2 separate regions of the Homo sapiens genome follow, and region 1 is linked to region 2. The links are chromatin loops, found by intact Hi-C in ENCODE. Cell type or tissue: heart right ventricle. All regions are shown on one strand.

Region 1 (2,500 bases), 350 kb before region 2:
AGTTCCCTAATATGGAGGGTGAAGCTTGTGGAAGGGAACATGGGCCTGCAAGGCTTCACAGGACGGCAGGGGCAACCCTGAAGGCCTTTGTGTGCCAACCCCAGAAGTTTAGATTGTATCATGTGGTTAGCAGGGAGTCACTGAGTAACTTTGTTGTGGGAAGTAAAATACAGGTTGAGTGTCTCTTATTCAAAATGCTTGGGATGAGCAGTGCTTCAGATTTCGGATTTTTTCAGATTTTGAAATATTTACATGTACTTAATGAGATATCTTGGGGTTAGGACCCACGGCTAAACATGAAACTAATTAATGTTTTAACGAAACAGAGTCTGAAGGTAATTTTATACATTATTCATACATTTTATACAATTCATACATCCATACGATTTATACATTAACATTATTCATTAACATTTTATATACACCTTATATGCAGAGTTTGAAGGTAATTTATGCAATATTGTAAATAATTTTGTGCATGAAACCAAGTTTGTGTTAAGTACTTATGTGTGGAATTTTCTACTTTTGGTGTCATGTCGACACTCAGAAAGATTCTGATTTTAGAGCATTTCAGATTTCAGATTTTTATATTAGGGATCCTCAACCTGTAATCAGATTTGTATGTTGGAAAAAAAATTATTCAAGCAGGAGCAATGTGAAGAGACCATTGGAGTAGAAAATGTTAGAGGCAGGGACGATGGCGTGAGAGCCATGCAGACCTAAACCCGGGCAGGACCTACAGAGAAGATGCGAGAGAGAAGGAATGGCCAGGTAGAAGAGTTTGCTGGACTTGGCGATGAATGGGATGTGGAGAGAAGGGGGAGACCCCCAAACCTACCAGATTTCTAGATATCCTGCAGTAGGTTCCACTCTTTCAGTCAAACCAGAACAGCATCCTTTGCAGCCATACTGACACTATCATGCAAATTGACAGGAACCATTTGGTTTCCAAATCAGGCAACTGTTGAATGCCTTGTCTTTGGAAATCAGTATTTCATTCACAATACTGCAAATGCCTGCTAATGAGTGTGACTTGAACAGATGTTAAAATAATGTTTTGGGTAACTAGCGTGCTCTATGAACAAGGTTAGAATCTTCCCATTACAATTTTCCACCACCACACACCTGGCATCTTTGCTGATTGAAACTGTTTGATATCATTCACCATAAATCCTTCTTATCTGGCTAATGCAGCATGAAATTATGTCAATTGAAGCAAAACATAATACACAATAAACACTGGCAAAACCAGTGACTATGACAGCAGCTTTGCATATGGAGTACAAAACAGGTTTTTGGTTTTTTTTTCTTTCTTGGAACATATGGCCAATTCTTTTCTTAAGTGAAATGCATAAAACAAAATAAGGAATGTTTGCTAAATGAGCATTGTAAAGTAAAAATTCACTGGTGATGGAAATAGCAATAAGGTGCACAAAAAGGATCATGGATAAAATTTTCTCTGTCAGAAAGTGGTTTTGACAACTTGGTGTCTTGCAAGTCTACGCAGATCTACTACACCAAATACTCAAGACAAACCTTCAGGGGCAGTCACCGAAGACACACAACTCTCCCATCCTCTGCAGAACTTCTTACTTCTTTGCTCTTACTTAATTTAACAGTTAATCCTTAATAATAACATTTACTGGCCAGGCACACTGGCTCACACCTATAATCCTAGCACTTTGGGAGGCTGAGGCAGGAGGATTGCTTGAGGCCATGAGTTTGAGACCAGCCTGAGCAACATAGCAAGACCTTGTTAATATAAAAAATAAAGAAATGGCTGGGTGCAGTGGCTCAGGTCTGTAATCCCAGCACTTTGGGAGGCCAAGGTGGCTGGATCACCTGAGGTCAGGAGTTCAAGACCAGCCTGGCCAACATGGTGAAACCCTGTCTCTACTAAAAATACAAAAATTAGCTGGGCGTAATGGTGGGCACCTGTAATCCCAGCTATTTGGGAAGTTGAGGAAGGAGAATTGCTTGAACCTGGAAGGCAGAGATTGGAGTGAGCCAAGATCGTGTCATTGCACTCCAGCCTAGGCGACAAGAGTGAGACTCCATCTCAAAAATAAATAAATTAATTTAAAAAATTAGTCAGATGTGGTGGTGTGTGCCTTTAGTTTCAGCTACTTGGGAGGTTGAGGTGAGAGGATCACTTGAGCCCAGGAGTTTGAGGTTGCAGTGAGCTGTGATCACGCCACTGCACTCCAGCCTGGACAGCAGAGCAAGACCCTGTCTCAAAAATAAATAAAACAAAACAAAAAAACCATTTATTGAGTACTTACTATCAGCCAGGTATGAGCTAAAAGCTGTGCACATATGACCTCAATCTTCTTAACAATATTGTAAGGCAATTATTATTATTACTCTCTTTTGTTGTTGTTGTTGTTGTTGAGGAAATCAAGGCACAAAGAGCTTTATAAATGAGTCTAAAGCTGGATAGCTAGGAAGTGGCAGAGCGAGAATTCAGACCTGGAGAATTCTAAGTGCAGGGTGACTCCAC
Region 2 (2,500 bases):
TTGACTAACCCCCAGCCACTATCACCACTTGCCACCCCCAGTAACTCTGGAATGTGGCCCAAGAATTTTAATAAGCAACCTCAGATGATTCTGATGACCCATTGACTTCCTGTGAAAAAACACTAGTTTCTATAGGGTCAATACTATTGTCACTTTTGTAAGTCTGGTGGACTAGACAAGGGCCTATCCTGCCCCACATCCTTGTCCCCTCAAACTCTAAAGGTGATCATTCTCATTATAATAAAATTGGGAAATCACATAGAAAAAAACATATATAATACTAATATCCAGAGAAAACTGATAATGTTTTAGTTTTTCTTTATGCTTTAAAATTTAATTGGAATTTCATTGTATTGTTTTATTTTCTGCTTTTCTTAGTTGCCCTTATACTTTTTTTTTTCCTGGACCTGCTGATGGCAGATCATGCAGATTTTTTTTTTTTAGATGGAGTCTTGCTCTGTCACCCAGGCTGGAGTGCACTGGCGCCATCTTGGCTTATTGCATCCTCCGCCCCCAGGGTTCAAGTGATTCTCCTGTCTCAGCCTCCCAAGTAGCTGGGATTACGTGTGCACCACCACGCCCAGCTAATTTTTGTATTTTTAGTAGAGATGGGGTTTCGCCATGTTGGCCAGGCTGGTCTTGAACTCCTGACCTCAGATGATCTGCCCTCGGCCTCCTACTAAAGTGCTGGGATTACAGGTGTAAGCCACTGTGCCTGGCCAGATTTTTTTTTTTTTAAATCAGAAATCATTCATAGCATTTTCACTGCTAGTATTAGTATTGCCTCATCTGTTGAGTCATGATTTGCTTAACCATTTTTCTGTTGTTAAATGTTTAGGTTGTTTCTGATTTATTTCTTATAAATAACACTGGAATGAACATCTTTGTTAGGGATTTTTGTGTCTTTAGGAATTTTCTTCCGTTTGTTCAAGGGTCTAAAAATATTTTTTTAAAACTCTTGAAACATACTGCCAAACTTTTCCAAAAAGGTTCTGCTGATTAAAGTTACCAGCAGTAAACTAGAGTTGTTACATCCCACCTTCACCAGCATTGAGTGTATTTGTTAAAAAAACATATTTTTGGTTCGCTAGAAAAGACAGTGCATTATTACTTAACCATCCCTTGTTGTAATTAAATATATATTTTGTGCATATGTAAAAATTAGTTTGGTATTTTATGCTAAGTATTTTTTATGCCAAGAACCTATATTTTCAAGCTTGAGGAAAATTGTTGGTAATCAATCAGTGTTAATTCCCTTGAATTTTTCAGTGGTTTAGGCAATAATAAACATGTGCACTTTCTTTTTGCCAGAGATCAGAGTATTTCACAAATACGGAGTCCTCGTCTATTCTTTTCTCATACACTTTGAAAATTGAGGATTTAAGCTGATTTTAAGTATGGAACTAATTCATTAAGAAAACAAGGTTCTTCAGGAGGTGGAGGCTGCAGTGAGCTGAAATCACACCATTGCACTCCAACCTGGGTGACAGGGCAAGACTCCGTCTCAAAAAAAAAAAAAACAAAAAAAAGAAAACAAGGTTCTTATTTCTACTAGAAACTAACTTTTTACCTTTCATTGTCAATAAACCTAATTATCTGTGCTTCTACTTAGAATTACTGTTAAGTCTCTAGATTTCAAACATAATTCCACCTGTTTCTTGGTTTATCGGTTTTGAAGAATGCCATCCAACTTTAGATTCCCTGATTTTTAAAAATTAGGGACTGGGCACGGTGGCTCACGCCTGTTAATCCCAGCATTTTGGGAGGCCGAGGCGGGTGGATCACCTGAGGTCAGGAGTTTGAGACCAGCCTGACCCAACATGGAGAAATCCTGTCTCTACTAAAAAAATATAAAATTAGCCGGGCATGGTGGCTCACGCCTATAATCCCAGCTACTCAGGAGGCTGAGGCAGGAGAATCGCTTGAAACAGGGAGGCAGAGGTTGTGGTGATCCGAGATTGTGCCATTACACTCCAGCCTGGGCAACAAGAGCGAAACTCTTGAGACCAAAAAAAAAAGGGAGCATTTCCTTCAACTTTTTCTCTTCTCATTGTATGGTGTTTATAATTATTTCCATTTCTTGTATTATTCCCAGTGTTTGTCCTGTTCACTCACCGAGATTGCTAGACTCTGGATTTCCCCTTGCTGGGCTGATTCCTGCAAACCACTTCCGGCACAAAGCTTGGGAGTGGTAGGATTCACCTTGTTTGTTTCTCTCAAAGATTACAGTCTGCAGCTGATTGTTGTACAATGCCTCACAATACTTGTTTTCTGTATTTTACTCGCTTTTCTAGTTTATGGCAGGAAAGTAGTTTCAGATCCTCATGGCTGGTAGCTGAAGTCTTTAAAAACTTCTTAATTGCTGAATTGAGTGATTCTTTCAGAGTCCCTGTATTGAAGTCTTTGAATTTGATACTGTCTAGTTTCCCTTCTTTTGAAATTTTCCTTCTTGACTTTCAAATGCTATTCTTTCCTGGTAGACCTTCTACTTCTAACTTTC

The links. Hi-C counts contacts between places; a loop is a spot of excess contacts. Peaks named below come from ENCODE experiments on the same cell type or tissue, not always from the same donor. Only the 100,000 strongest peaks of a DNase experiment are listed, where the experiment ranks them.
Region 1: it touches region 2 in a loop (5-fold over the local background); 33 of 110 quality-filtered maps call a loop at or near these places.

The regions. Positions count from the first base shown.
Region 1 is chr10:32,215,965-32,218,464 of GRCh38, reverse strand. No RefSeq gene overlaps it. Among named protein-coding and RNA genes, the nearest start is that of EPC1, 130 kb to the left of the region's middle. In heart right ventricle, no CTCF peak of the experiment used is centred here; no DNase peak of the experiment used is centred here.
Region 2 is chr10:31,866,139-31,868,638 of GRCh38, reverse strand. All of the region lies in intron 3 of ARHGAP12 (Rho GTPase activating protein 12), which reads left to right. Among named protein-coding and RNA genes, the nearest start is that of ARHGAP12, 61 kb to the left of the region's middle. In heart right ventricle, no CTCF peak of the experiment used is centred here; no DNase peak of the experiment used is centred here; H3K27ac peaks cover 821 bases.